4 separate regions of the Mus musculus genome follow, and all the other regions are linked to region 2. A link is a loop called in an ENCODE intact Hi-C map of the cell type or tissue named here. Cell type or tissue: left cerebral cortex. All regions are shown on one strand. Links, peaks and the distances in the headings refer to the core of each region. The heading gives the core; the rest is flanking DNA.

Evidence for each region. A loop is a pair of places that touch in the nucleus more often than their neighbours do. Peaks named below come from ENCODE experiments on the same cell type or tissue, not always from the same donor. Only the 100,000 strongest peaks of a DNase experiment are listed, where the experiment ranks them.
Region 1: a loop joins it to region 2, with 3 times the contacts of the local background. A loop is called at or near these places in 2 of 42 quality-filtered maps.
Region 3: a loop joins it to region 2, with 2.0 times the contacts of the local background. A loop is called at or near these places in 2 of 42 quality-filtered maps.
Region 4: it touches region 2 in a loop (2.6-fold over the local background); 2 of 42 quality-filtered maps call a loop at or near these places.

The regions. Positions count from the first base shown.
Region 1 is chr5:89,700,107-89,708,173 of GRCm38, reverse strand. Adamts3 (a disintegrin-like and metallopeptidase (reprolysin type) with thrombospondin type 1 motif, 3) reads left to right here. Exons shown (of 22, transcript NM_001081401.2): 8 at 267-372; 9 at 726-869; 10 at 1,392-1,524; 11 at 2,870-2,983; 12 at 5,095-5,240; 13 at 6,360-6,535; 14 at 7,634-7,767. Among named protein-coding and RNA genes, the nearest start is that of Gm7056, 88 kb to the right of the region's middle. In left cerebral cortex, for the core only: a CTCF peak has its summit at 4,856 (motif pointing left); DNase peaks (open chromatin) are centred at 3,686, 5,183 and 6,356.
Region 2 is chr5:89,874,845-89,882,911 of GRCm38, reverse strand. It overlaps Adamts3 (a disintegrin-like and metallopeptidase (reprolysin type) with thrombospondin type 1 motif, 3), which reads left to right. Exons shown (of 22, transcript NM_001081401.2): 1 at 1-90; 2 at 1,350-1,377. The coding sequence starts at 22. Among named protein-coding and RNA genes, the nearest start is that of Adamts3, 4.5 kb to the left of the region's middle. In left cerebral cortex, for the core only: no CTCF peak of the experiment used is centred there; DNase peaks (open chromatin) are centred at 3,347, 3,749, 3,969 and 5,998; H3K4me3 peaks cover 90 bases.
Region 3 is chr5:89,938,525-89,946,591 of GRCm38, reverse strand. No RefSeq gene overlaps it. Among named protein-coding and RNA genes, the nearest start is that of Adamts3, 59 kb to the right of the region's middle. In left cerebral cortex, for the core only: no CTCF peak of the experiment used is centred there; DNase peaks (open chromatin) are centred at 1,517, 3,781 and 4,100.
Region 4 is chr5:89,710,828-89,718,894 of GRCm38, reverse strand. The region is part of intron 5 of Adamts3 (a disintegrin-like and metallopeptidase (reprolysin type) with thrombospondin type 1 motif, 3); the gene reads left to right. Among named protein-coding and RNA genes, the nearest start is that of Gm7056, 98 kb to the right of the region's middle. In left cerebral cortex, for the core only: a CTCF peak has its summit at 4,160 (motif pointing left); a DNase peak (open chromatin) is centred at 4,123.

The sequences.
Region 1 (8,067 bases), core at 1,789-6,788, 180 kb after region 2:
CTTTAGAAGGGTCATTTAGTAAAACAGAAAGATAAGTCGAAATGGTAACAGCGTGGTAACCCCAGGCAGTCCCTCTTGCTTTCCCAAGAGAACATGGCTTGCTGGTAACAGAGAAGTAATATTGCCCCTATTTACAGGGACACTGCTTCTTCTTTTGTTTCTAGGCAAAGATCCAGTACTAATTATAATGAGTATATATATATATATATATATATACATATATATGAATATGAAAATAAAATAAAAGTGATTGTCGTTATCTGCAGGATATGCTCCTGTCACTGGCATGTGTCACCCAGTGAGAAGTTGCACCCTGAATCATGAAGATGGTTTTTCATCTGCTTTTGTAGTAGCCCATGAAACTGGCCATGTGTAAGTCACTGCTGACAGCTTTTCTACCATTGTTCTTCACTTTGAGCAAAAGCGAATGCTAGTATGCGTTCTCATGCTTTGCCAAGTGTGAGGAGCTTAACACAGGGAAGGGTCATGCACTGAAACTCAATGAGTAACTCTGTTTGGCTGAGCCTACCTGTGCTGTGCCACTGATGGCTACAGAATAAGAAATGCATTTCATTAGACAGCTCTCAATATCAGAATCCATGGCATCTCCAAGGAAGCCATGTTGAGTTGAAAAAAATAGGTCTTTCCCAGATTGTGTTGTGAGACAGGGAAATCCAAGCCATGGATCTGTGATTCTTACCCATGAAGTCTCCTTTGCGTTCTAGGTTGGGCATGGAGCATGACGGGCAAGGCAATCGGTGTGGCGATGAGACTGCCATGGGCAGTGTCATGGCGCCACTAGTGCAAGCTGCCTTCCATCGTTATCACTGGTCCAGATGCAGCGGTCAGGAACTGAAACGATACATCCAGTATGTGCCTCATTGCATGTCATGCCCTGCTGCATAGGCTACACATATGACCTTAGAGGTGTTGACCCAAAAGATTCTCCAGCGTCATACAATGGGTTAAGCCATGAGGCTAGAACTTGAGTCGTTTTATCTGGCATGGGGCTTCCTTGGGGTGGGGTAGATTCCTTGTGACTGGTGGTGAGATTTGTCCTGAGGATGGAGACAGGGTGTTTATATGGTTCCTGCATTTAACCCTGTTTATACCTCACAGTCCTATGCCACACTTCATATAGGGTCACTTGGTGACATGGGTAACGCCGCCGCAGCACCACTATATCCCGGGGGGGGGGGTGGTTCCTTTTCCCAACATTAGCAGAGATGAGAGGTGAGTGAAATAAAACCCAAATCCTTAAAATCCATGTTTCTGGGAACCTGCCCTATGTGCTGAACAAACCCCAGAGAAGTTGAGCCGAGAGTCCACTCCCTTTAAACTCTGATATCAACCCTGAGAATTTAAATGCACTTACTGTCCTCCTCCCACAGTTCCTATGACTGCCTCCTTGATGACCCCTTTGAACACGACTGGCCCAAACTCCCAGAACTTCCCGGAATTAATTACTCCATGGATGAGCAATGCCGTTTTGACTTTGGCGTTGGCTACAAGATGTGTACTGCGGTATGTGACCCACTGTTAACTTAGACATCTTATCTTGAAATTTGTCTGTGTCATTCCTGTTGGGTGGGCTTTGCAAACTCACTGGGACAAGTGTGAAAATATCTAAGGTTATCTTGCATTTGCTATGTTGATGGAGCTAAAGTAGACACTTTGGGTACATAGCCTGAATTAATCCTCATGAGAGATTAAAAAAAAAGGAGATGGAAAGATCAAAGTGTTTTGGTTTATAGTTATTTCTTTTGTTCTTTTCAAGATTGCAATATCATTCCACCATTGCCTCCTCCCAAATACCTCTCCTTGCTTTTTTTTTGAATTCATAGCTTTTAAAATTATAGCTGTTGTTACAGATACATACATTAGTGTTTATATATGTGTATGTGAACGTGTGTGTGTGTGTGTGTGTGTGTGTGTGTGTGTGTTTGTGTGTGTTTATACACATAATGCAGACGTGGCAGAAAGATTTCAAGGCTTTTGTCTTTAGGATGAAAAAGCCAAGATTGCAGAACTTCTCAGGCCACTTACTCACACCTGGTAAGACTAGCTAGCTGCACATCAACCAAGGCTCTCCAGCTTAAGACAATTGTGCTCTGCTCACCCCCCCCCCCACCCCCCAGCTTGTCTTACCTTCAGAGATGACGTTGAGCTTCTCTGTGGCATGATGGCCAGTATTCTACATGTTTGTGGCTAAAGAAAATGATTACCATGGTATATTAGAAGAAACTCAAATGGAATAATACTGTGAGAAGTGTGTGGGTGCATGCCTGGAATCACAGCACTTGCAAGACTGAGGCAGGAGGAAGATCAGTTTGAAGCCAGGCTTCACTCATTTGTTTACTGTATGCAGGACCAGCCTAGGCTATAAAATGAAGCTGTTTTGTGTGCTTTTAGTTTACGTTTCTACTTTTCACTAGTTAGACACTATGGTAATGGATGGCAGACAGAGTATGTCAGGTCTTACACTAAGTCCAGGAACTCAAGTACAATTGGTGACATCTCTGGCTTAGTTTCCTTGCATATGAACTATGGGTCACGATAGTATTTGTCTCTTACAGTTTATGTGGGGATGAAATGGGATGATGTAATTAATGTTCGTAGCACAATATGGGCATCTTATACTTGTCATTGCTGCTTCAGAACAGAGCATTCAGACCTGGAGCCCTAAGGCCAGTGCTTATTTCTTGACATGTTACCCCTTTGGCTATCAGCTTGAAATTAAAACAGCTCCCCCCCCCCACACACACACACATACCAAATACTATGACATGAAGAAAGCATGTATAAAATACAGTTGGCAAACATCCCGCTGTCTGAAAGGTCACCCATCGTTTGCTTCTTTTTCTTCCAGTTCCGAACCTTTGACCCATGTAAACAGCTATGGTGCAGCCACCCTGATAACCCATACTTCTGTAAGACCAAGAAGGGGCCCCCACTCGACGGGACTGAGTGTGCTGCTGGCAAGGTGAGTGTCTGCTGGTTAAGCTCCAGTGAGAGCTGTGGGGGAAAGTCTAGCAGATGATGATCGCTGCTGGCCTATCATTCTGCTGTTGTACCCATGGGCTCCTTATGGTAAGTCACTAAGATGGTGTTCTAGCCTCCATGGCTGCTACCACAAGCTGATGGTTCAAAACCCTAGGAGTTTGTTCTGAAATAGCTCTTGAGGACAAGAATCAGTTACACAGAGGTGAAGTCTGCATGTAGACGTGTTCCCTCCAAGACTGTGTGGCCATTGGTTCCTCTCCTCTCCTGGTTTCTGGCTACCTTCCTCCCACATCGTGACCCACCCTTCTGACCTTTGACAGTGGGTGTATATTCCCTCTGTCCCTTTCTGAATCTTTTCGTGATGGCTTGAGCCTACCTAGATATCTCAGGATCATTTTATTGAACGTAAAATCTTTAACTGAATCATGTTTACAAAGAATCTTTTAGTGAATAAGGTCACTTTCACAGGCCCAGACATTAGATGCTTTTGGGCCTGGGGGGACCAGTCCATTTGACTCTCTGTGGCCAAAGAGGAAAGGTAGTAGGGACAGCAGATCTCTGGCCCCTGCTACTGGGGTCTGATTTACTTGCTGGCATGGCCTCCCTTGTGAAAGCTGCCCAGAAATAAAAGGCATGTGAATTTATACAGAAGATTTGGCCTCACTCCTCGGGGAAGGATGCCCAAAGGTTTTAAATCTCAGAGTGTGTAGTTGAGACTGAATGCTTAGAAGCTGGCTGGATGCCAAGGTGTGCTTCTCTTAAGGGCAGAGAGCCCAAAACAAAGGCATGCTAAGAATGCAAGTCAAAGAGCCTTGACTAGTCTAGAAATAATAGATTGTAGATAGGACCAAGTAGTGACAGAAAAGATGAATGCAACTTTTACCTTTTTAAAAGGTTGATTTCAAACATACATGTATGGTTCTTATATGAAGTATGCATACTAATAAAAATCTGCTATTACAAGCACTTGCATTCTGTCAGACACTGTGGCAAATATATATATATATATATTGTCTTCCTTTGGGAAGAGTTAATAAATATGCCTTCAACTAAAAATAAGAGCTTCTGGCTTATAAAAAAAGTTATGTTATAATCAATTTAATATCTATCTCCTCTCTATATAATTATGTCCTAGTACAAGGTTTTGTTTTTTTTTTTTTTAACTTTTTTGCCCGTAAAGTACAAAAAGGCATTTGAAATTTTTGCAAAGAAAACAATCTATTCCCTCTGAGTATGTATCTGCCAGTGCAGCGCTGGGCATTATCAAGGACTCTCATGAGTAGCATTGTAGCTATGTTAACCCCTCTTTCTTCATACACTCTGGTGGCCTCTAAACAATTCATGATTTTTTTAATATCTTGATTTTACTTATCTAAAATGTAAATAACATAATCTAATCCATCCATTTCTCAGATTCATAACTTAATATTCTATGAAGCCAAAGGTGCTTTGAAAGCAGAGGATAGTTTTAACCAACTTATTTTTTTAAGTTGAGGCATATTTGCATGTCATTGTTTTAAATGGGGCATATTAGCATTTAAGCCCCTGCTGATAGAAGCAATGAGAAGTGAAGCCAGAATAATATCTGCTGGGCGGGCTGGACACTCATTTGTGACGTACCATTTCAAAACTTATCCAAGTAAATGTTATCTTACTTTTATATATATATAAAAAGCTTTATTTTTAGTGATGTCTAAGAATGTGCCTGAATATAACATATATATGCATGTGAGTGCATGCCCTGTATCTGTCTGGTGCCCACAGAGACCAGAAAAGGGCATCTGATCCCCTGGACTTAAAATTACAGATGGTTGTGAGCCACCCAATGTGGATAATGAGAACAGGACCCAAGGCCCTCTGCTGGAGAGCAGCAAGCGCTCTTCACCAGCTCCAAATGTGGCTTTTTAACTTTAGTTTTAAAATGATGGATCTAAGTTTTCCTTTGATAGGATACCTTTGTGCAGCAAATGCCTATGGGTATCTTAAATCCATATTTATCTGGAGGGAGAGTAAGGATTGAAGACCTTTTCATAAGTGTTTCCTGAATAACGTGTTTAATGACTCATAATTACCTTCTCTCGTTTCCCTAAGTGGTGCTATAAAGGACACTGCATGTGGAAGAATGCTAACCAGCAAAAGCAAGATGGCAACTGGGGGTCGTGGACCAAATTTGGCTCCTGTTCTAGGACATGTGGAACCGGTGTTCGTTTTAGAACACGCCAATGCAATAATCCCACGTGAGTGTGACCCTGCAATTCCTGTTGCTTTCTTATACACCAGACAGTGATTCATTGTTGTCATAGTGTTTTCTCTTCTTTCATCTCATTTGGAAAAACAGAGGCTATGGAAAGTACTGCTCACCACCAAAGTGGTGGAGAGTAGGCAGTGACGAGCAAGAGACATGCAAAAGAAGAGGTTTTTTTTTTTTTGTTTTTGTTTGTTTGTTTTTTGAGAACTGACATATGGAACTATTAGGAAATTGACCAGAGAGAGTAGGTGGTGTGTGCCCTGTAAGCTGTGACATGTTCACGAAGACGCAGAGAGGCATTGGACAGAAGTACCAACAACATCAGCTGAGTTCTAGAAGGTCAGGTCAGCTGCTTCAGTGTAGAAGCACAGAAAGATGGGGAGAAGGGCATTCAGGCAGGAACTCTGGGAAGAAAAGTCATCCATTCACTCAGCCAGACAAAATTCCTGCAAGCCTAGAAAAAGTGATGGAATTATCCAGCTTTGATATGCTAACTTGTCAGGCCGAGGTTTAACCTTCGAGCAGCCCGTTCTCTGTGCTGGCAGAAAGATGGCTCTGCGCATGACTTGTATAAAGACTACTGATGGCGATACACTGTCTTCACAGGCAGCCATAGAAGTAACAAGATCCAAAAAGCACGTCAGAAAGCGTTACACGTTCACCACAAGCCATGGTCTATTCTGAATGCTTTCAAAATGCCATCCCATCGAAAACCATTTCCTTGGTGGGAAAATTATCCCATTTTGCGTTTGACATAGAAGGAAGCAGAGACACGGGATTATAGGCTTAGGGTTTCTTTGGGTTGCACCTGCATGTTTTATACACGGTTGGAAATATCATCTTCTTGAGTTCACGTGCATGCTTTTCATCTGTCATGAATAAAACAAAACATTTGAAACCTAAGTCAGGTTGTGTTGGGGCGCAGGTTTTACTTCTCAGCACAGGGAGAAGGGTCCATTCGGAGAGACCCTAGACATTGGAAGGACAGCACCATTCAGCTTGTGCTGGCAGCGCAGACACTTGGCTCTCTGCCCAGCAGCACTGCTTCTGTGGGCCTGAGCTGCTGGGCTGATGCCAGGCAGCCTTTGAAATGTTGTCTTTTCTCTAGGCCCATCAATGGTGGGCAGGACTGCCCTGGTGTTAATTTTGAGTACCAGCTTTGTAATACAGAAGAATGCCAAAAGCACTTTGAGGACTTCAGGGCCCAGCAGTGCCAACAGCGTAACTCACACTTTGACTACCAGAATACCAAACACCACTGGCTGCCGCATGAACATCCCGACTGTGAGTGCATATCATTCTTTTGCCTGCTGTGTGGATGGTCACTTAGTGTTTAAGCCTTGCTGACACCAAGCCCTTGCACTCTTGGGTCCCGCCTATGTGGTAACATAAGAAGTCGGGTACTTAGAGAGGCCAGGCATTCCAGGTTCCCAAGAATCAGGCTGAAGAGTGCCTTTCTCCTGAGAGATAGGTATTGTGACAGACATGATATCTGGCAAATAGCCCTGTCACCACCCCCATGGGAAATGACATTGGATCACCTGATTCGACTGAAATCCTCAACTAAGAAATAACCACAGCCCAGGGGAAAGAGTTCATTTATAGCCAAGTTAGGATGAAAACAGTAAGGGAAAAATGAGGTGCCCATGTATTAAAGACTTCATAGCCTTGTCTAAGCTAGTTATTAAAAATACTCCTGGAAATTTTCTTCTAATGCTTGACTTCTTCCTATTAAATTCTGGGTTAGATGGGCTCAAAGTGAAATCTCTTCTCTTATCTCTGTGTGGCTGATCAGTGTGTATATACCACTGAATTCAACTGAGTGCTCTTTTAAAGGTAATGCAAGCATGGATAGGTCAAAGTTGAACACTTTAGAATAAATGCATTATTTTCTAATTTACTTTAGTGAACTGGGTCAATGTAATTTATCAATTATGCAGATGCTACAAAAGGCACAGATATCAGCTGAGTGATAGGGTGAGACCAAAAACTAAGGCAGTCAATGTTTTGAATGTTAATAAAGTGAAATTGGCTTTGATTCAAAGCTTACTAAAAAGCTAATGTAGGTGACATCAGGGTTTGTCAGTATAACCTGCCTGGGATAGTCTCAGTCTATATCTGACTGACATCCCTACCAAGAATATCCCTTATTACCCCAACAATGGTCTACTTTAGATGACATAAAATAATCCATCATTCACATTGATACAAAGATGCATGGTGGCGTATCTATACTTTTCATCCTCTCCCTATTGCATTCACCCAGTGTTACATTTGCTTTTCAGGAACCCATATTGAAATGTTGTATCTTAAAGTAAACTATGCTGGTCAAACATCCTATTTTATAAAAAAAATATTAATTTAAGCCTGCCTCTTATGCAGCCAAGAAAAGATGCCATCTTTACTGTCAGTCCAAAGAGACTGGGGATGTTGCTTACATGAAACAACTGGTGCACGACGGAACGCGATGCTCTTACAAAGATCCATACAGCATATGTGTGCGAGGAGAATGTGTGGTGAGTTCAAACCACTGCCTCCACAGTATCCTCCAGCATCCTGCAACATCATCCAACACCCCCCCCAACATCCCCAATATCCTGCAGCATCATCCAACACCCCCCAGCATCCCCAGTATCCTGTAGCATCCCCAGCATCCTGCAGCATCCCCAGCATCCTCCACCTCATAACATCCCCTGCATCCCCTGGCATCCCCCAGCATCCCTCAGCATCCTCCAACACCTCCCAGCATCCCTCAGCATCCTCTAACACCTCCCAGCATCCCCTAGCATTCCAGAGCATCCCATAGCATCCCCCAA
Region 2 (8,067 bases), core at 1,397-6,396:
GCGAAGTACACTCGACTCGTGATGGTGTTCCTGTCACTTTGGTTGATAGCAGCCTCTCTGGTAGAGGTTAGGACATCAGCTGATGGACAAGTAAGTGGAAAATAATAATAAAAAAAACTCAAACCCAACCTTTTCCCGACAGAGTTCCTCCCCTCCGTCCCTTTCACTCTCCCTTCCTCCCCTCCTGCCACCCTTCTGGGGCATCTTCTGCGTTCCGAGGCGGCGCGTGGAGGGCTGGGCGCTGCGCGGGGCTGGGGCCTGGGGGGCTCACTGCACCGGAGGTTGGACAGCCATCCCCCGGGAGCCTAGGTTCATCACACTTGGGGATCCCCTAGCCCGCGGCGACCAGGAGCGAACCAGGTGTGAGACTGCAGTCAGATCTCATCCTAGCGGGGCTATCAGGCTGTCCCCCCCTTTCGCGAGGGCGTTTCGGGCGCTCTGGCGAAGTTAGGGTTGTGGATCCCGGAGCCCACAGGCTCTCCCTCTTCCTGACTCCCTGCTCCTGCGGGCGGCCAGGGATAAGAGGTTTCAAGAAGTCGCCAGGCAGGACCCGGAGCTACCCAGCAGACACGTGTCCTGGGAGGACTGGGGCTGGGCTGCAGTTTGACAGTTGGGGAGGGCCTGGGACGTTTCCTGCCCTCGCCTTTTCCGCGGGCAGCCAGAGCTGGAGGCGTCTGCCGCCTCTTCCCCTCCCCCTCTGCAGAACTCCTCCTCTTTTTAAAGCTAAATTGAGTGCAGCTCTGGTGCCTTTCGGCCCTGCCCCCACCCTGTGGAGACTCAAGGTGAAGCTGACGTTCTCAGAAGGGCCCTTGAAGGAGGCTCAGGCTGGGGAGCCTTTTGTAATAAATCACACCCACACTGGAGCGGTGGGCTCTCAGTGCATGCTTTTTCTGTGAGTTTTTGTAGCCTCTCTGGTTTGCTTGGTCTGACCACGGGACTTTAAGACTGGGGCATTTCTCTAGTTGATTCTTAGGATTCAGGCCACTTCTCACCTGGTGAAATGTAGACTACGCCCCCAGCCCCCCCCCCCCCTTCCTGATTCGTGTGACTTAGTATTGGAGTTTTCCAAAGAGGCCATTGAGGGTCACTATTTTACTCTCTTCACAGATACTAAAATTAAAGCTGGCCAACAAGTCCCTCTCTCACATAGTCATAGAATTGGCTCATGTTCCTGTCACAAGAGCCTTCTAGGAACAACCGGGGGTCAGGCTTCAGGCAGCAATTCCAGTCTCTGGGTCTCCTGATTAGCCAGTCCCCCCAAAGCACTGATGGTAGAAATAACCAAGCAGCGAGATAAGATGAAACCCAGTAACCGTTTCTTTTTCTTGCTCCCCACCCCTCCTTTCCAGGCTGGTACTGACGAAATGGTGCAAATAGGTAAGCCTCCTTCTCAAATGTCACTCTTATCCTAGCTGTGAGCTGAGAACAAAGTTAAGGCCAAGCAAAAGAACTGTTTCTGAAAGTTTTCTAATGAGTGGTTAAAATAATGGATAGTCTTGGAATCATTTCTACTCTTCTGCTTTCCGTGGGTGGGTCGTATGTTCCTCGGGCTAAGTTATAGTGGCATCAATAGCCTTCCACTTCTGGAGCATCAATTTATTACTGACTGGGTGCAAGCTGCTGCTATGCCCTGGGAGAGTTACAGTGGGGTCGGAACACCAGAGATGTATAAAGTTAGACCCTCAACTTGTGTAACATAAGGAGAAACAAATTTAGTTATAACTGAAGACGGTTGTCAGGATGCTAGGATAAAGGGAAAAAGATGAAGAGAAAATTCACATTTGTTTTTGTTGTTCGTTTGTTTTTCCTTAAGTTTCCTTTGTCTATGCTCTTGGGGGAACTTTTTTTTTTTCTTAATTCCATGTGCTTGAAAATAATTATTTTTGAATATGTAAAGATGCTATTAAGGCCTTTCGCACCTGGTGCTGTGTGTGGGGGGCTATTAATTACTCCCATTTTACTGGTAAGGAAAGTTCAGAGTAAGTGATTTGTAACAGGGTTACTCCAAAGACAGCAATCACTTCTTGAAGTTTTTCCTAATATATTGTGTGTGTTTTGAATGCCACATTGGAAAGCCAGGGTATAATCAATATTCTTATATACATATATTAAACATCATTTTATGTGCATGGCACATTCTGCCTGCCTATGTCTGTTTATGTGTGTGACCCCAGGAGGTGTCAGATCCCCTGGAACTGGAGTTACAGATGGTTGTTATCCACCACTGTACCATTCATTCACTGGGTACTGGGAGATGAACTTGGGTACCCTGAAAGAGCACCCCATGCTCTTAATCACTGTTTTAGATACTTCTCATTTGCTGTGAAGAGACATGATGATCAAGGCAACTTATAGAAGAACGAGTTTTATTTGGGGCTTATAGTTTCAGAGGGTTAGAGTCCAATATCATCAAAATCAGAAGATGGTGGCAGGCAGGCAGGCAGGCAGGCAGGCAGGCAGGCAGGCCGGCAGGCAGGCAGGCAGGCCGGCAGGCAGGCAGGCAGGCAGGCCGGCAGGCAGGGAGGCAGGCAGGCAGATAGATGCTGGAGCACTAGCCGAGAGCTCACATCCTGAAACACAACCACAAGGAAGAGACAGACTAACTTGGAATGTCATGAGTCTTTTGAAACAAAAGCCCAGCCTGGTGACACCCCTCCTTCAAGAAAGCCTATCTCCCAATCCTTCCCAAGCAGTTCCACTGACTAGGAACAGAGAGTATTGAAGTAGATGAGCCTGGGGGGTGGGGGTGGGGAGGGCGTTCTCGCTCAAACCACTACACGTTCATATTTAAATTACTTTAAACGATAATCTTAGTTTTGGGTTCCTCACTATGAACTTTGCAGTTTTGAAGTGATAGTATGAAAAAGTTCAGGCTGGCTTAGAACTCGGTAAGTGGGCAAGGAGGCCCTCAAACTTCTTATCCAAATGCTGGGATTGAGGTACATGCTACCACACTAGGCTGTAAAGTCAATTTAAAAAGAGAGAGAGAGAGAGAGAGAGAGAGAGAGAGAGAGAGAGAGAGAGAGAGAGAGAGAGAGAGAGAGAATAGCTATCTCTACTACTGCAAACTTTGTTACAAGTTACTGACCACTTACTAAATGCCAGGTGTAGTGTTAGTTGCTTGCAGTGCATTGTATCATCTGATTCTCACAGTCTCAGGAAAGTGTAGGTAGGTGTGTCTGCTACAGAGATGAAGAACGGGAAATTTGAGAAACTTTGTTACAGCTACAGCTGCCTGCTGCAGTGCACAGTGAGGTCCACATGTGTTAACTAGTGGGCAAAACCAATATCCAGGTCCGAGCCGTATACAAATGCCCTTTGACTTAGAGTGAGATTATGTTTCATAGACTCAACATGAATTGGAAATATTCTGAGTCAACAAATGCATTTAATACACCCAGCTCAGGGGACGTAATAGCCTGGTTAGAGGTTAGAGGTTAGAGGTACAGCTAGTGGTCATGGCTGTTGATTAATGGTGTTGCCCATAGCTGCTGCACCTGGATACTGCTGCTCGGTGTGGGAAGAGGGTTAGTTCTCTTAGTGCTATTCTGAGAAGGATCAAAATTCAAAATTGTGCATTGTCTCCTGAGTCCATTTCACTGTTCTAACACCACGGAGCTGTGAACCACTTATATGCGCAGCACGCATCACACGTGTGTGACCATCTCCTTACTCAGGGCTTTCCTGTTGTGGAGTCTCTCCCCTCCCCACTTTTGGAGTTTAAGTGGCAAGAGCAGAACAGAAGGGAGAATGGTGGCTGAGAATGCACTGTGAACTGCCTAAGAAGAGAGATTAGTTTTGTGGTGATTGACTGCGCTCAGCCATCTGTCTATCTTTTTAAAGGAATTTAAAAAAGAAAAACCCCAAGCAGACAGGAAAAAGAACAGTCTTAGTTTTAATTACTGATTTCACCAGACGCTCCATTTTCAGTGTGTGATGAAAAAGACGTTTTAAGACGATCCGTTCTTCCAACACATTTGAGTCACACAATAAGACGTGTTGCCCTGATGAGATTTATCAGCGAGAATCAGGATTCTCTCATGTAAGAGGCCCAGCATCGACTTTGGTCCAGACTCTTGGCTGGTATCAATTACTTGAGTAGTTCTTTCTGCAGGAAAGAAACTAGTGCAGGTGTGCTTCAACTTTGGCTCAGAGGAGACAAATCAGCAGCCTGGCAGGGGTGCTTTTGGCGGCTCCTAGGTTGTATTTCTGGAGATTTATAGTGTTTGTCTCCCCGTTCCTGTTCTGTGCGGGTTCTCTTTGTTACTGACATTTTATTTACCATATTCTAGTTTAATGAAAGAAACAGCAGCAGCAGCAGCAACAACATAAAGATTTTGACCCTGGAGTCTTGTGCTAACAAAGTATAGCCATCATTTATAGTCAATGTTAAAATTATAAGAGTGTTAAAAATGCTGCATTTCAGAAATCCTTATCCATAGCGTTGGATTCTTTTCTGTCTCCGTTTCAAAAGAGACTTGGAGATTTGGGAAAATACACTTGTATGTATGTACCGACTTCTCTCAATGGCCATTCGTTTGAAAGGGGGTTGGTTGTACGCAAAAGCCTGGAGATGCTGTTTGATTGATGAAACATTAGGAAAGACTAGTCCAGTCTGTAAAATTTATGTATGTATTTATTATTTATATCTATTACATTACAGATCGGCTAGAGAAATTCCGTAGCTCTGAATGGCTTCTGAGTATGTTTCAGGAAGAGATAAACATAATTTAGTGATAAACCGCAAACTGTGGAGAAGCTAAATTTGAAATGATTTAAAGTTTCATCTGCTTGCAGGATAATGTGTGGATTCACCCTGCAGCTTGATGCTTCTCCTAAGGTACATACTAATGCATGTGGATCAATAAGCGCAGGGATCCATCCCATAATCAACCACCAAACACAGACACTATTGCATATGCCAGCAAGATTTTGCTGAAAGGACCCTGATATAGCTGTCTCTTGTGAGGCTATGCCAGTGCCTGGCAAAAACAGAAGTGGATGCTCACAGTCAGCTATTGGATGGAACACAGGGCCCCCCCAATGGAGGAGCTAGAGAAAGTACCCAAGGAGCTGAAGGGGTCTGCAACCCTATAGGCGGAACAACAATATGAACTAACCAGTACCCCCAGAGCTCGTGTCTCTAGCTGCATATGTAGCAGAAGATAGCTTAGTTGGCCATCACTGGGAAGAGAGGCCCCTTGGTCTTGCAAACTTTATATGCCCCAGTACAAGGGAATTCAAGGGCCAAGAAATGGGAGTGGGTGGGTAGGGGACCAGGGAGGGGGGAAGGTATAGGGAACTTTTGGGATAGCATTTGAGATGTAAATAAAGAAAATATCTAATAAAAAAGTAAAAAATAAAATAAAATCACCTAGGAAACAACAACAACAACAACAAATAAGCAGAATATAGCCAACACCCCTGTGGCCTCCCTCCCGCCACCTTCCCGATTCTTAGCCCTCAGTAAACATAGCCACACTCCTGATTTTATAACAGCGTTAGATTAATTTTGTCTGGCATTTCTTCTTTTTAGCAAACAAAATCACACAATATGATACTGTAGCATATGGCCCAGGATGCCAATTTTAAAAATATCTATATGACATGTCTTAGCCCACTAGAGTCGGAGAAGGATTCTATTTAGGTAGAGAGAAGGCAGTTTGTAGTGGAGGCAATGGCAGGTTAGAAGACATTAGGTTTCTCACCTGTGTAGTGTCTCACAGTTGATATGGCTTCTCTCTTAACCAGTGGGGAAAACACATTCTTGGTATGAGAGGAGGTTTGGCTCACTCTAGAGAAAAATAGGGAAATAGATTTTGAACTCTGATCTCTTTTGGGACCTCTTTGTTAATAGAGAAACTACCTACTGCTTTGCCCAACCTGTGAATGTTGAAGTATATTTGTGGAGTTATGGTCATGTGTGACTCATGAGTTCATTGGCATGTCTCTGGCATTTGTTGTGGAGCTCTTTCTCGTCTGACTCAGCACATGGTCTTCGTGGGATGCGAGGGAGTCATTGTGGGCATCTGCATGGCTGCCTTAATTGGGTTAGGAGGCTCCGTGACACACGAGGGTTAGGGAACAATTAGAGTCCTGTGGAAATTGGAAAATCTGAAAAAAAGAATCCCCAATCTCTTTGTTTTGAAACCATCCCTTTGCAATTCTCTTGAATGTCGCTTGAGAAAGGATCATGGTACAGGGTTAAACTGTTTTTCCTCAGCAACTCTTGTTGGGACGGGACCATGTTTATTTTTCTCCACTCTATTTCTAGTCTTCAGTTGTAAAATCCATTGCATTCCATCCTTTAGAAAGTGGTATCTCTGTCCACTCAGACACTTAGTTTAAATAAGAAATAATTAGTCACCATTGGGATGTATCTATACCTGTCTTTATACATCATTTTCAGAGTTTAGTGGGAGTCATTTGGCGAATGGTTGACTTGGCATATGGAGGCCCTGTCATTGCTTTAGGCAAAGACTCTAGCTTTAAGATGGCTGTGTCTTGGTACATAAAGCCACACTTGGTACCCCAGAGATGTGTTACTCAGTGACTAGTTGTCTCAGGCAGGGCATTATTACATAGAGATCTATCTTCTGGATTTCTTTAAATAAATGCTTTTGTTCAGTGCCTTTCTTCAGGTTTAGTGAGTCCCCAAGAAAATGGTGAATATGACAATGGTCACCAGTTAATCATTCAGTGCTATTGAGGCATCCTGTGACTACATTTATACCGCAGAGCACGGGGACCTTGGCTTGTTCATTTCGCTTGCTTTTCCACCCATGCTTAAGAAGTCTATGGCCAGTTGAATCCTATGTGTAGCTTTGGAAGGTCTGCTTAGGTTTTCCCTACTATCTGCTTGCAATCTCTGCCAGATTTGCCTATTCTCCCTTGTAAGTGAAGATTGCTGTTGCCGTGGAGCTGAAAATTTTCTTGCCTTTGCTTCTGTGGCTCTCTTGTTACTGTCTCAAATCGTCCTTTAGTGCTCAGAAATGTTAAGAAAACCCTCAAGGTCACCCCTGCCTCAGGATGACGAGCTTTAAACATTCTTTGCTTGTGAGAAGCCAACTCAGACTGCCTTGGAAATCCATTAGGGACGGTTCCAAATGGCCTGGTAAAGTTCTGAGTGGTTCAGAGATGAAGAATTTGGTTCTATCGCTTGGACTGTGTACAGGGATAACTTCCAGGGAACTCATTCTTTTGGAGAGAGGATTGCTATCAGTGGTGGGGCTTCTCCTTCGGAATCCTGTAATGGAATAGAGATCAACTTTGATTTCTCAACTTACTCAAGTTATTCCTAAACTACACGGGTGCTTCTCCCTGAAAGCTGTCATTCTTTTATTCTTATTACATATATGTTACATGTGTGCACTGTGGTGATCTTCTTGACAGTTTCTATGTTCTCTGGAACTCTGATAATCTCCCAAAGCCCCAACGATTGACAGACAGCTCAGACATTATTTTTTTATGCACTGTTCCTTTAATTGCAGTCTTTTAGATCCAATTCCAAAGTCTGAAAGCATAAATCTTACAGTTCTAAGCATTTTGGATAAGGAATGGTTAACCTGTACATGCAAAGCATAGTTGGTATGCGATCTAGTTGGAATAACTGGTGTGATAATAGGTGTTTGTATGAAGAAAAACTGCTTTAGTAGACTTGCTTTTGTTTTCCATAACATTACAGACTTCTTGCAAAAGTCACTGAATTCCATCATGATTGTCTAGAACTTGATAATTCTTTTTCTTAGGATGTCTGCTTTCCTATAGTAATGAATGCTGCCACATGGTGTTATATATAGGTCATTACCTGCATGTCAAATAACTGCTTAAAAAGAAAGCCCTAGAGGTTAGTTACTAAGCAGACACACTTCATATATTTTGACAAATGGCTTTTGGGAAAAAAAAACTATGAAATAAACCCCTTACAGTTTAGGAGTAAATTGACTTTTTAGAAAATTTACTTAAAAGTTAACTTCGGCTTTGCTTAGTTATTAGAATACATTTAAAATATTTAAGGGTCTCTGAAAGAGGCAAGGTAGTTACACTTTTTTTTGTTGTTGCACATAT
Region 3 (8,067 bases), core at 1,133-6,132, 64 kb before region 2:
CTTGGGTCCTTTAAAAGAGCACTACATACTCTCAACTGCTAAACTATGTCTCCAGCCCAAAATTTATTTACTCAATTGGCTTTCACTTAATGAATTTAGTGGATTAATAAGCACTTCTTGTGGCCTTTGTAGAGTATGTGCCCTATAGGTTTCTGAGTACTGATGTCTTGTACTTTATGCTGTACTAGGGAACCCACTTTGAATTGTAATCTTGAATGTTTTAGGTCATGCCAGTTGTATTCATTACTGTAATTACCTAACCTGAATATTTCTGCAAATCAACAAAGTATACATGGTGTTAGACAATAGGTATTTACTTATGTTGAAGTTAAATGAAATGTTTTGGAGCAACTTTTAAAAGAAAGAGCTACAAATAATATCACATTGTGCTTATCATAGTATTTGGGAAAGACTGTAACCATGGTGACTAGGAGGGTTTATCATGTGTTTTACTTCATTAGAGAATTTAAATACATTTGAAAAACACTGAAACTGGAGATCTTCATCAAAACCCGTCAATGTGGCTTATGTGAGAAGGCTAGGTGAAACACCCACCAAGCGTGCATTCTCAAGGGAATTGGTATTTTTATTTATTTCATTGTGCTTGTCTTACATCAAAGGGCTGGTTATTCTGTGCAAATGTATTCATGTGAACATAAAAATTCTCTTTCTTTTAGACAGTGGAAAAAAAAATCACCTCTTGCCTCTGACTCTCCTAAAACATTTGTTCAGATGATTTCTCTGATGCTGTGCTGAAACCCTGACAGGATAGGAATGCTCTGACAGCCATACTTGGAGAAATGCATATGAAGACAGAGGACGCCCAGCGCATTTTCTGTGTTGGCAGCTTTTACAGTGTACAACCTTTCCACGTGATTATAATAGAAAGTGTTAGTTATTTCCTGGATTATTTGTGGAGTCTAAAACCTTTCCACCACACATGTAACTAATTTACCCCCGTTTTACCAGCATTGGGTCTGTGATTAGCTGCCTTTAAGAACAGTGTGCTGGGCCTCTGCTTTGGAACATGGCAGTCAGCTCTGCCTGTGTAAGGAAAGGGAAGTCCAATAGAGACCACCTCCTAAGTTGCCACTGAACTTCAAACTGCTTGCCTGCTGATTTGTGTGTGTGTGTGTGTGTGTGTGTGTGTGTGTGTGTGTGTGTGTGTGTGTGTGTGTGTGTGTAATTTTCCTGGTTATCTCATCAAAGGCCAGATAGCATTTCCAATATGGGGGAGAATCACCTGGACTCCCATTGGTTTTTGGCACCTGGCACACATTACATTCAATTCAGGTTAATAGCAAGCATGTGGGTGCCATTTGTTCTGAAAACCAAGGCACTCCGTTATTAAATGCACCACAATGCATACTTAACCAATTACTATATTACTGGAAAAGCTGACTTCCAGAAGGAGGCTACCTCACAGACTGTACAGCCACATCTGTGGTGGGAGCTGTACCAAACCTGGTATCTGCAGCAAAGGGTAACTCTCAGATCACTGGGCTAGGCACAGAATTATCAAGTGTCTCTGTCAACACTAACTCCCACACGACCCAAACTTAGTCACCAAAGAACATTGGAATACCAGAAACACTGTCAGTTAGCATTTTAGCATGCTTTTTTTTTTTTCCTCAAAAAATGCTAACAGATTTTGGCTTAACTTTGGGGAATTGCATTGTACCCGGCATGCAACTGATTCCTAGGAGTATTCAGTCTCTTCTTTTTGTATGTGCGTAAAAGAACAGTGTATTATTAAATTTTTTTTCAAAGATGTCCTACATATATTTCTAATGACTCCTACAAAATTTTCCTTCCCAAAGGAAAAAAAATCTAAAAGGGCCAATGCAGGGGCCACTTCAGACTCTGTAGGTACCACGGGAGGCTGCTGTAGTAAAGTGAATATTAAATTGAGAAGCCAAAATTAGAAGCTGCAAAATCATCTTTCAGAGGCTTAGGGTTACCCAGGAACAAGTAAGCTTGCCACATGGCAATAAGATGCAAAGTATGGGGGGAGGCATTGCCACATCTCGTGCTGATGGGCATGCAATGGCATCGCCACCACTAAGTAGCCAACATAAAAGAGTATTCCTTAGCCAGAACAAGTGAGGGCTGGTTCTAGAACTGGAGCCTTCTAGTATTAGAAGGGAAATTTGCTCTTCAACTTGCTAATACAACTACACACAGTAAGCATATGACATCACACTCAACTGGCCAATAGTTCTGCCCAGGGTCTAAGCACACAGACTCTGCCATGTTCAGTTGATGTCCCTAGGAGGCCTGATCTTTTCTAGGGGAGATAAGCAAGAAGAGGGAATCTGAGGGAGAGGGAATTGGTGGGGGCGGATATGTGGCTGGGAGTAGTGGAGGGAGGGGAAGCTGGGGCCTGAATGTATTGTATAAGAGAAGATTAGTAAAAATTAAAAAGCCATGGAATCTGAAGACAAATTACTGCTACTTGAGATGGCTTTCTACTTCCGACACCTGTAGTTGTCCAGTGCTTCTGTCTTCTTAACTGGAAAATGATTGGAGTCATCGTGTGTACATATGGGACATTGCAGGTAGAGGTGAATATCTGCAGAATGAACAGAAGTGCATAGGGTGGGCCTGATATGGACCATGTGCTTAATGCGCAGTCGTCACTATGGGCACTCATTGCTTCCCTGTGCTGGAACCTGGCTGTGAGGTCTTTCGGGGCAGTGGCCCCACAGTGTCCTTCGTATTGTGTGGAAATTGTGTGCGCTAAGGAGTTTTACTTTTAATTAGAGAAGCCTCTTATGTGCTATGCTTTCTCTCCCTCCCTGGCATTTGGTGGTAAGTGTGCTGTGGTAGGGATTAGCGGGTCAGAGGGATAGCAGAAGCAGGCTGACAGCTTGATGTTCACACTGAAAAGTTTTCTGTCTTCCTCCTCCTCAGGCCTGCTGTGAGGCACAGAATGAATAAAGGGGTGGGGGTGTGTGGCAGTGGCCTCTGGGTTGAGATCAAATGCCTTGGAATGTGTGAGGTAATGTGAGAAAGAGAATGGAGAGATTTGGTTGTTAAAAACCTGTAAGAGAATTTTAGAGACATTACAGCTATTGATTTCTCATCTAGCCCTGGGGACCAATTAATCTTGGAGAGAATTCCCAGGAAGTTTGGGGTTAACTGATCCTCTTGGAAATCAGACAAAGAGAATCAGAGTTCTAATGAAGTCTCTCTGGAGCATGCTTCACGGGCTCTCAAGCTTCTGTAGTCTTTATATTAGCTGTTCTTCTATTATGTCATTATTATGCTGTACATAATTATGATAATGGCCATCATGGCTGACATTGTGGGATTATGACTTATTCATCTGTACATTTCCAGCACCTCACATAATACCTTGCAAATAATGGGTATATAATGAGTGCTTGAAAAAGAAATACAAGAATACAGAGAAAATGGGGGGGGGGAGACAGGAGGAGAAGGAGGAGAGATGAGAAAAGAATGGAAGGGAAGGGAGAAAAGAAGGAAGAAGGAGGGAAGAGGAGAAATGCAAGAGAAAGGGGGAAATAGGGAAGGAAAGAGGTGACCAGACTGAGGGAGGGATACAGAGGAGGAAGGCAGGAACATCCAGACTAGCACTTATCTTCAGAGTTGCAGCAAATGCCAGAAAGGTCTTAAAGATTCCTACAAAAGGGATATAATCTTTCCCAATAACACGTCCCAAAGTAACAGGACTATTTTGAACAGAGATGCCAGGAAACCCACAGCTCAATTCCATCTAATCACTACCCTGGAAGGCTAAGTTTTCAGAGAGCATAATACATGTTAAAGAGGAGGCAGTCTAATGAGATTTAGACAGCACATAGATCTAGAAAGCTGTATTTGCACGTTGGAAAGGAAAAAGAGGTTGAAATTCTCAAACACTGGAAACAGTATAATAGAAATGTAGTTGTATTATTCTTCGCATGCTTCTGAAGCATGAGCGAGAACTTTTCATCTATTTCTAACTCTCTGGTAGATGATGAAAAACAAACCATTGCACTTTTGCTAAGCCAGAGCACCTTTTCATGCTTTTCTTAGTCTCCTGAGGTTGGTGAGTTGCTTACTGTTCAGCAGTTTGCTTGCCAGAAGGAGTCACTGTAATGAGACGTTGGAAGCTAAATGTGAAAAATCTCATGAATTTGGAAGCAAACGTGCTTTCTGCTTTCTGAAGACAAGTTGACTCCAATTCCAGGACTGGCTCAGCACACTGCCACTTCTCATGCACATTCCTAGTATCTTAGCTCAGCCTACCGAGGTGCAGGCAGCCACCACTTTCCAACGCTGCCCCTGCCAGCAGGCAAAGTCACCTGACAAAAGAGGTCTGACAGTGTTAGCTATCTGCTAGAGACAAAAAGGGGAGTGGAACAGAAAATCCTAATTCCTTCACCAGTGTTAATACAAGTCTGATGTGAAGATGCTATTGGCAAAGGAAACCATAAGACTTAGTTCTCTTAAACATTGGAGTAGTACAGGCATCTACTTTATTCTGTGTTATTTTTAGGTTGGTTGAGCAAATGTGAAAGAGCTCAAAGACACATAAACATTCACAGATATGAACTTCACACATATTGAAGGCTTAGGTTAATCCACTTTCACTAAAAAATATTTTGAACACAAAAATATGCTTTAATAGAACTCTTAGAATTCTTGACTTTTCTCAAGGCTGTGAATATGAACACACACACACTAGAACTCCCTTCTTTTCATTTTTTCAAAGGTGGAGATCACATCCAAGATCTAATGCTTGCTAGGCACACATCCTCCTGCTGAGCTACACCTTAGCTCTTCCTTTCCTGGGTAGAGACTTCCCACTTTGCCATGCCCTGTCACTCATAACCATGTACTATGGCAGTGGCACATGGATAGTCCCTGTACCCCAGCAGTGCTGGCCACTGCTGCTTACCTTTTCTTTACAACTAAATGTTCTTTCTTGAGTCTTCCGTCAATCTGGCTTAGTGATCATAAATTCTTTAAAATGTTCTTAACATGGGAAACTTTTCTTTCTCCTTTGATTATGACTGATAGTTTTTCTGGGTATAGTAGTCTGAGCTGGAATCTTTGTTCCTTTATAACTTGTAGAAAATGGATCTAATCCCTTCTGGCTTTCATGGTCATCACTGAAAACTGTGCTGTTATTCTGATGAGTCTGCTTTTGTACATGAATTGTTCTTTCTCATACTACTTAGAAAATCATTTCTTTGCTCTGTACATGAGAATTTTCACTATTATATGATTTTAAGAGTTATGGTTCTGTCTATTTGATGTTGTACATATTTTGTATCTTTTCTAAAAACTTAAAAAAAAACCCTTTTTTTGTGAATTTCACATCATGTACCCCAACCCCACTAATTTCCCCTTCCCTCATACCCACCTTCCACCTTTATAATGTCCCTCACAACAGAGAAAAAAAATTCTCATTGTGGAAGCTGTAGTGTGCCACAGTGTGTCCCACAGTATACCGTCTTGCCCACATTTTGCTTGCAAATGTCCAATGCAATTACTTGTTGGTCTGGTATGAGGCCTCTGGCTTCTGCTACTTAATCCTGAAACCTCACTGGAACTCCTCTTAGATATCCTGTTGTGAAATGAAGAAAGGGAGAATTCAAGCACACACATAGACACACACAGATACATACAATCCTGGTTGGGCCCAACTACCTGTCTCATCAACTCCACAAGTGTTCATGCATACCAAATGGGGGACAGAACCCCTTAAGCCACACTTTATTTCTTCTCTCTGGCCTTCTTATACCTTATAAGACAAAAGATTTTTAGAAAATTACTTCATAGAAAAAAATGTTACACAAAAGAGTAGTTACAGAGGATGTTGATATAAGTTCAAAGCAGTGTTTCATTCTGTAAACTCATTATAAGTTCAAAGCAACAGTTTCACACGACCTCCTTTATCAGAGTGCACACCTGTGGCTTCATCCTTGGACCCGGCCTAGAAAGAATGATTTTTCTTGGTCAGAAGTCTGTTCCAAGCCTGCTTTCTTATCCTAGTGCAATCAGCCTGTGACATATGTAGGTTTACAGAGCCCTGTTTGCAGCTTTTCAGATTGCTGGAAATTATTTGTATAAATTTGGGAAATATATATATATATATATATGTGTGTGTGTGTGAGAGAGAGAGAGAGAGAGAGAGAGAGAGAGAGAGAGAGAGAGAGAGAGAGAGAGAGAGAGAAAGCAGTTTTACTGGGACAGTTTTACAGAGACAGGTTGCAGGTGAAGACAGAACGAGCCAGAGAATAAGAATGAATCAGAAAATCAGAACAGATTGCCAGAGATAGTTTGAGGCCAAACATAGCAATTCAGTCAGAAAACAAGTGAAGTCAGTATGAATCAGTCAGCTTGGAGAGGAGGTATGTACTAAGGGTGTGTCTGTTGTCAGGAGCCATCTAGGAAAGACTAAAGGCATGCAAGTAAGTTTTCTGGAGGTGGCCCATTGCTTTGCATGGCTGTGATGGGTAAGTTCTGCAAACTGGAGAACTTTCTGAGATTTTTTTTTATCCAGAGAGGAGTTTGGGCCAGAACAGCTGAGTTGAACCAGCCAGCCAGAGTTCAGAAAGAGCTAGAAAAGGTTAGTTTATTCAGCAGTAAGCCTCCAAGATGACAATTATATCTGGCAAATAAAAGTTACTTTTATAATTCCCATTGTTACACAGAAATGCTTCTTTGATAAGGCATGAGAGCTATACTTATTTGTGAGTATAAGGATACATTTTGGAATATAGTTAGGAATTATGCTCAAGTACTAAATTGGCAATAGTAGTTTTTGTTCTAAGATCGATAACTTCACTTGTAACAGGTAGCTGGCTAGGTTTTAGTACCAGGCATGGTTTCCTTTCTGTTGAGTGTGTCATACATCCAATTAGAAAGCTGTTGGTTACCACCAAAATAGGAATTGTACCTTAGGGGTCGGTCTTTTGTCATGGTGGTCATTATTTTGGTTCATAGGCATCATAGATGGATGTAACAGGACTATTGATTGCATCCCTCCCTTGGCAACTTGAATATTACTTTCTAGTACTATGGAAGATGGGCCACATCAATGAAGCTATCAGGTTAGGTCTACTTTGAATCATCTGAGTCCTTTGTTCTAGGTGTGTGATGTCTTCAGCAATATGGACTTATCGTCAACACTTGAGAGACAACCAAAGGCAGCAACAATAGCCTTTATGGTTTTGGAAGTCAGTTGGACTACCCTAAACAACAACTTGAATGGAGGTTCCTTATATTTAGTACTGTGATTTTTGTTAGACAGTCTACAGCCCTTGTGGAGACTGTTGCCATCCCAAGAGGCATAAGTATGTGTGTGTGTATGTGTGTGTATACTTAAGTTTAAGTCTTTTATTTATTCCATTGTTCTATATATCTGTTTTTGTGCCAAAATATGTTATTGATTTTTAATTACCATAGGTCTATAATATATCTTGAAATCTGGGATGTTAATTTCTCCAGCCTTCTTTGTCCTAAGGATAGCTTTGGCTCTCTGGAGTCTTTTCTGGTTCATATAAACTTTAGATTTTGTTTTTATTTCTCTGTGGAATGTGGAGGGTGTTCAGAATGAGGTCACACTGACTTTGTAAATTGCTTTCTGGTAGAATGGTTGTTTTTGGCAACAGTCATTCTACTGATCCATGAACATGGTATATCTTTCTGTTTTCTAGAGTTTTCTTCAGAGATTTTTGAATTTTCATTGCAGAGATCTTTTTATCTCTAGTTAGGTTTATTCCAAGATATTTATTGTCTTTGTGTCTTCTGTAGACAGGACTGTATCCGTGATCTCTTTATTAGGTTGCTGAATTTTGTAGTTGAGTTTGTATGCTCCCACTTTGCTGAAGTTGTTGACCATTTCTAGATGTTTTCTGGTGGGATCTTTGGGATCTTTTATGTATAATATATTGTCTGCTAATAGGAATAATTTGCCTTTTTCTTTTCCTATTTGTATCTCTTTAATTTCCTTCTTTCCTCATTGTTCCAGTTGGTGCTTTGAGTATTGTATTGAAGAAAAGTAAGGACATGAGTAGCCCTGTCTTCTTTCTGATTTAGCTGGGTTCCTTG
Region 4 (8,067 bases), core at 1,819-6,818, 160 kb after region 2:
TGCTAACAAGCAGGGGGAGCAGGAAGTTGAGTGGTCACAGCTTCAGAGTACACACAAAGCCGAGGGAGTGGATTAGAAGTGGCCCAAGGCGAGGAGTCCTCAAAGCCACAGCCAGTGCACACTAGCTCCTCAAACATCAAGGCCAACGGGGAACTAAATATTCAAACACCTGAGCCTATGCTATGGCAGGGTATTCTCATTCAAACCACACTACATATATAGAAATTACTCCACAGACTATCAACCTAATGTTATTCATAAATGTAAGCGTTCATCATTGAAACACCAATACAATAACCTGTGTCCTCAAGATGCTTGTAGTTCATAAGAAAAACTAAAACCCCCGGGCTTTTCGGTTTGGAATGACATGACAGGCTTGCTAATGCAACCTCCTCACGGTAGAGACAGGAAGGTTTTGTTGGTGTTGCTGTTGATACATTGGCTCCTGCAATCCAGTGTGTGGTTGGGGTGGTAATGGTTACCACCCTTTCCCATCCCTTTTTGTTCTAGCGTATAAAGTAACATCCTTTTCTATTCATCTATAGTTTGGTCCTTTCTAGAGTCATTTCATTTATCAAGACCAGGATCAGTTAACAGGTCCTTTGAGTCTCTTGCAAACTAATTCCTCCTTGGTACACCGTGCTTTAATTTTTTTGAGAATAGTTTTCTGATAGCTTGTTTGTTCCTTGATTACACTTAACAGTATGTTTTTAAGCTTCATATGTGGAATGTTGACAGCTGCCTGCCGTGTACATATAAATAAAAACACAATTAATCTTATTCTCCCTCCATAACCTGGCTCTTACCAAGCACAGTGACTGAGTTTTAGCACATGGATGTTATTGATGTGCTTAATGACAACTTCTGGCTCTTAGGTAATGTCTATGGAATCACTCATCATCACTGTAAGGCAGATTTACCTGGAGATACATGTTCAGGCAGCCTTAGTGGGTCATGCAACAGTTTTCATTTTGGGTCAGTATCTAAAATCCAGGTATTTTTCTGTTGAAATTCACAACTGTGTGCTAGTATTTATTTATCCAGCATTTGTAGTCTCTCTTGAGACCACAATCCTGTTAAATCCCTAGGAAACAACAACAACAAAAACTAATAAAATCTAGCTCCCTCACATATCTTGCTAATTGTACCAGGTCAAATCAAATAATGCTAATAAAATGCGATAGTATTTTTTTTTCATTCGGAAGATCCATCACAGACATTATGTAAATATGAACTCAGAAGGAGGAAGTTGAGGTTTGGCCACTAATACCAGTGGTCTATAAAGTATTCAGAAGGGATGTGCTATATGAGCTGGATACCAAAGAATACATTGGGTATTGAAAGGTGGTGGTGGTGGGGGGGGGGACCAACTGTACTAATAAGGTACTGCAAGTGCAAGCTCATTGTGTTTTGATAACCACTGTTTTAGTTAGTATTTCTATTGTCGCAACAAAACCCCCCATGACCCAAAACCAACTTGGGGAGGAAAGAGTTTATTGAGCTTAGTCTGTCACTGGAGGAAGTCAGGATGGGAACTCAAGCAGGGCTGGAATGCCATGGCAGGAGCTGACACAGGCCATGGAGTGGTGTTGCTTACTGGCCTGTTTCATATGACTTGCACAGCCTGCTTTCTTATAAAACCCAGGATCACCAGCCCAGGGATGTCGCCACCCACCATGGACTGGGCCCTCCTCCTATCGATCACTAATTAATAAAATGCCTTACAGCTGGATCACATAACGGTGTTTCCTCAACTGAGGCTCCTTCCTCTGTGATGACTCTAGCTTGTGTCAAGTTGACACAAAACTGTCCAGTACACCCACTGTAGGTTTGCCTGTGTGGTAAATGATGGGGTACTGCAGGGAGACAGGGTAGGAGAGACTGGGTAGGAAGCTGAGGCTAACTTCAGGAAAATGGATGTACTATCCTAAGGCATGGGGAACTTTTTGCTAATAAGGAGCTGTAACAGGTTTTAGAGGTGATTAGCGATTTCTTGGGTGTGGGCTTTGGTTGAAGAAGGATGATTCCTTTTCTTTACCTCCTTCCGCAACTGTTCTCCAGCTCAGCACCTGTTTTTATATTCTCCCTCTTTCTTTAATACCCGAACTCAAACCCAGAGACTCATGCATTCTACGCAAGCTGTCTACCACCGACCCTCATCCACAATGCTGTTCGTTTCTTCTCACATTTATATTCTCCATGCTTTAAGGCCCGTGTTTCTCCCATTAGAATACATGTCTGGTCAGAGCTAATTCAAACTTATTTACTGTTTAGTTCCCCACTACTTGGATATCGGGGCACTTATCAAAGTCTGATGAGAGTATTATAAACAATTAGAGTCTTACATAGCATTATAGCGACTAGTAATGTTAGGTTGGAGTTGAGAGACAAATAGACTTGGTTACAGGACACCTGTCTATTCTGAGTATCAGGACGCCCCAGAGGAAAAGTGGGTGTGACTGTTTGGCATGTTTAGCTCCGTGAGACACAATTGTGGAGAATGATAATTCTTCATAGATCAATTCAGAATTTTTTCATGTTTGGCCAGAAGTACCCTGGCTGTCTTGACATGCAAAGATCTCTTTAAAAATTCACATATCTGAACTATTTATCTGCTTCTCTGAGCAAATGACAGTAATTGTGCCTAACATATATATATATGCCAAGTGCCATCTTAATCTCTGTTTCCATATAGACTCATGTGTTCCCTTCGATAACACTGTGAATACAATACTGTGGCAATTCATTTTTACCAATGTGAAACTGAGGCAAAGATGATGAAATCACATGCCCAGGGTCACATAGCTAAAACCCTAGCTAGGCAGGTAGGTGACAGGGCCCATGTTCCTAATCATTCTACCACACTGCCTCTCAAGACCCAATTCACCTGGAAGAAAAATGAGTGTCTCTTTGTTGAAGCCAGACAGAGCTGTTCATCAGCTAGTCAGACAAAGGTCAGACTGTCCTGCCAGGGGAATGCCCTGGAGAAATTGTTCTGACCGGGAACAAACCTGGAAGGAATTTTTTTTTTTTCAAGGAAAGAGATACTTGGTTGGATTTTTGCCTTTTTTGCCCTCTTTATATCATTGGCAACTTCATCAAAGTCAAGGCCATCTGAAAATTGAATTAATATTCTGTTTACCCTTTCTTTCAGGTCATTTAATGAGAACTCTGGGCTCGACCCTGAACTCCTCATTGAACATATCCAGAGCCCAGTAGGTTGGCACTACGAGTGACATTGTGATCAGTATTTCTTGTGTCAAATGCATGGCTTATAGCAACATCTACACTTAGTGCTTTTCTTATGCCCAACACTGACTTGACGCCACACCTTATTTTTTTCATTCACCTTTTTCTGGCCTTGATTTTTCCAGTACTTTTAGTGCACCATTGTTTTGATGAAAAAAAGAAATTGTTATTTGTAATAAATCTATCTTCACCTTTCTTTAAAATTCATCTGGAAGAAGATAACCAAAACAAACGAATGTTGCCCTCAGCTTGCTCTGTGACTGTGGCACTGGGAAAATTAACAACTCTGGGTTTCAATGTCCTCATCTGTAAAGTAAAGATTATATCTGTGAGTGTCTCAAGGGTTACTTGATTCAGTACAGGCTGACATATGAACAACAATGTCTGGCATCTAGAAAGGTATACACGATGTTAAGTGTTGCAAGTGGATCCTGATGGTGCTGCTTTTACTTGGGGACATATGCTTTCTTTGTCAGTACAACATCTTAAAACTATCGTCTTTACCAACATTATTTTAGTCCCCTCTGATTGGGTGAAGTTGGGAATTCAGTCTGACACACCCTTAGTTCCTTCTATACTGTGTTGGTTGCATGGTAAACATAGGCAGCTGATAGGGGTGGGCCTTTAGGCCTCTTATGGACTACTATAACCGGATTACACACAAACTCAAAATAAAAATTTGCCAATATTTTTGCTTTGCTTTTAAGATTCAGATAAGTAGTCATTCAAAATAAGATTCTCCTCATGCTCTTTTGAAACTTCTGTTTAGCTTAGTGGGAGCTGTTTTATTTGTGAGTAAACAGGAGAAGGCCCACTAGCCAGCTGGGGGTGTAGGTGCTTTGGAGGTGTAGGGAACAGACAACTGGTCCGTCTCTCCTATCAAGAGGTGCACAGTGCCATCTGCTGACAGATCTCTACCACCTCTGAGACAAACTACAAGGCAATGACTTTTTTTTCCAGTAATTTTCTTGATAATTATGAATTTCACCTTCCACTTGATTGACATGGAACAAATTCAAATTAAAGCTTTTTTTTTTTGAGAGAGAGAGAAGGTGGGTCGTGGCTATGGGTTTTCACAAAACCTCCCCATATACAGGCCGATGGGTTTGGAAAGGATTTGGCATTTGGCAGAGGATGGAGGTGTGTCATCCTGCTTGATTTGAGCAACCTGTCTATGAGGCAGGCAGAGCAATTATGGATACAAGTTTTCACCGAGAAACTTGAGGTCCAGAGTGGTTAGGTAGCCACTCTAAAGTCCCTGAGCTTACTGTGGGAAGGCAGGAACCAGAACCCAGAACCTATGACCCCAGAGAACCTGGCTCATTCTTCCTCCTAGTGCTCTTGCCCTGTGTGTGTCGCGGTGTGACAACACTGTACCTGTAGCACTGACGCGCATCAGGAGATGGGGAGCTGACATGTTACTAAGCATGGATTAAAAGTGAGTTATACATAGGAGTCAACTTTCTGGATCTTTGAGAAGCAACACGGTGAAGATGCAGGTCTTTGCCCAGGATAGACTGCTATTGTTGGTTTTTCTTATTGGAAGACTAGTTTCTGCTACTGTGAAAATATTGCTCCTCCTTTGATTAATTTTTTTAAAAAACTTTTTATTGGTTCTTTGTGAATTTCTCATCATACACGGAAATCCAACTGCATCTTCCCCTCCCCTAACCTGCTCTCCACCCCTGCAACCCCACAGGACCCCACCCCAACTGAGAAAAAAAAATCTCATTGTGTCATAGTATGTCCCACAGTATCTTTTTTTCCATTCTCCCTTGCCTGCAAATGTTCATTGCAATGACTTTCTGGTCTAGTACAAGGCCTCTGGCTCCTGGGACTCCTCTCAGATATCCTGTTGTTTCCCTGTGTTATGGAGATCCTGTAGTTTTGGCTCTGTAGGACTGGTTCCTTCGTGCTCTCCAGCAGTTCATCAATGGGTTAGGCCAATTCCAAGCCCTGGATCTGGGCCTGAGGAGGTATGTGAGCTGGTCATCCCTTTGGCTCTCCCACTTTCAAACCCTCAGGGCAGGCTCTCCAGCAACCCCTAAAACCAGGGTCAGCTCTACCCTCTGCCTAGGTGAGGTACAGGGCCCACTCTCCTGAATGTTGTTGCCAGTGAGCAGTGAGGGACAGGGACAGTTCTCCCATTCTCATGACCCAGAGAGCTAGCTCTTTTGCCTGCTATAGATGTCATGGGATGAGAGAATGGAGGAGGAGGAGGAGGAGGAGGAGGAGGAGGAGGAGGAGGAGGAGGAGGAGGAGGAGGGCATCAAACCCTAGTGCTAGCTCACCTGCAACCCCCACACCCAGGGGCAGCTCTACTGAGCTACCAAGATGAAGGGCAGGGCCAGCTATCCCACTTTGATGTCTCCAGAGCCAGCTCTCCTGCCTGCTATAGATAGCAAGGAGTGAAATGGGGGACATCTCTCCCTCACCCATGTCACCATACTAGGGCAGACAAGTGGGGGTCAGCTCTCCCATGCTCTCATTTCTCATTCTAGCTTGCCTCCACCCCCACTGTCAGGGTCAGCTCTACTGTGCTGATCAAGCAGGATACAAGACCAAGTCTGCTGCGCGCTGTAGCTGGTGAAGGGCAAGGACAATTCTCCTGTTCTCACGACCCCAAGGCCAGGTCTTCTGCCTGTAGCAGGAGGTGAGGGGAGAGGCAGGAGGAGGGTATCTCTCCCTCATCCACACCACTGCAGGGGGGACAAAAGGTAGGGCCCTCTCTCCAATGCTTATATCTTATATCCTTGGGGCTGGCTCACCTGAAACCCCTGGAATTGGGGGAGGGAAGGTTCATTTGCTCTCTTGCTCTCCCATGATGCTCAGGTGAAGGCTGAGGCCAATTCTGCACAGCCTTCAGACATCAACATGTGCCCAGGGCAGCAGCCCAGACCAGGGATGCCATCCTGGCCTTCGGTGGCACCATGCTGCTACAGACGTGGCCCCTTGTGGCAGTGCAAGCTAGGACCCTATCATGGTCCCCAGTGGCATCACCAGCTACTCACCTTATTTTGTCCCTTGCTATCCTCAAGTTGGTAGCCATTGAGGGATTTTTGAAGCAATGTGATCTGAGAAATTTAATGTCTTCTATCTTTAATCACTGTATCTCCCAAGTCATTCTGTATAGGACACATTTTCTGGGCTCTTTGGTCTCTGTTATTTTCTTTAAATGCCATTGTATTGTTGACCAGCTCTCTTATATGTCAGTACATAGTGAGTTCAATACTTTGGGTTTCCGTTAGCCTATAGTAAGCCAAACTGGCCATGGGTCACCTGCCTATACTCCTGGGCAATGCAAGGGTTCATCACAGAGTATTTTTTTTTTAATCTAGCTTATCTTCTATAGCTACCAAGCTAGATCTTTCTAATTAATGACTATATATAATTAATGCATATATATGTATATATGCATATATATGTATATATATGCATTTTCCACTTAAAGGTACCATAAAGCCTTTCCTGTTAGAATATGCTTTACCTTTTTTAGTATTTTCTACCTTAGACTGACCTTTCACATCTATCTTTGGTAGCTTTGTAAATGCTGTGTACAATCTGAATACATAGTATACTACCCATCAATTTAAGATCTAAAATGTTGAAATTATTCCATGCAGTCATGCTAGAATCTTGAAACATCTAACTCGAGATTTCTTGGCCTGTTTCTTGGTAGGTGTGGCAAGTCTAACATGGCAAGCCAGAGTACCCTGATGCATGAGTTTCATTCTATGATGATTAAATGTTCTGTATTTTCTGGCTTTGTACTCTTCTCTGCAGCTTTTAGATTTGCTAAGCCTGCCATCCAAACCTCCTGGATCTCAAGCGAAATTGTGGTTAGTTTTCATCTCTCTCCTAGTTTCTGTTAGAAGTTTGAGCCCTTGTTCTGGGGGAATAGCTCGGAACTGGAATCTAGCCAGGTAACCCTGCCTTTGTCATTTCTGCTAGCATTCACCAAGTTGGACAGACTTTCTTTGCACTCACTTTGCAGTAGCTTAATCAGAAGATATAATTACAGTGTGCTTTAGATTCCTGTCTGCCAGTAACGCACTGTGTGGTTTAGCTTGTCACTGACAGTCTACAGGCTTCATTGTCCTCCCTGTATGAAACACAGTTGAGCTGCAACCTAAAATTGCTCTGATTCCAACATCTGTACTATTAAAGTATACAAAGTCATTTCTGAGAAATTCTAGCCTAACTTTCAAAATGTAATAATGATATGGGAGTCAATTGAGATCTTCAGAGTTGAGTCCAGAACTGACATCTCTGATAAGCACTTGTACGGTCTCCTTAACACTGCATATTCTGAAAAGTATTTATCCCACAGTAGTTCTAAAAAAGCATTGCCCCAGCTGCTCGGTCCTGGGGGATGCTGGGAAAGCTACCTACTTGCTGACTCACAGATAGATCCCCAAAGCTTCGATACAGAAATCCCTCAGCCAAGATAGTACGTTTGCAAGCCATGTGGGCACTCTTGCTATATTGTCTGTCTTCTTCTGTTGTCTTGTGGCCACTCACAGAAGGACAGAAAATCAGGAGTCATTTTTTTTTTAATTTGTTTTATGTGAGTGTTGTGTTATATGTAGGCATATACACAAATGTGTGTGTGTGCGCACACACACACACACACACACACACAAATTTGTTAAATAAATCTCCTCCTAATATGTCTATGTTAATTTTTCTCTGTACTTTACAAAAACTCAATAATTCACATATCCAAAGATTGCTCCAAAACAAAAAATAAATTACTTCATTTTGGAGATTGGCTTAAACTAAATTTAAACACAATGTAAGTTGCCCAATCTGAGTAGA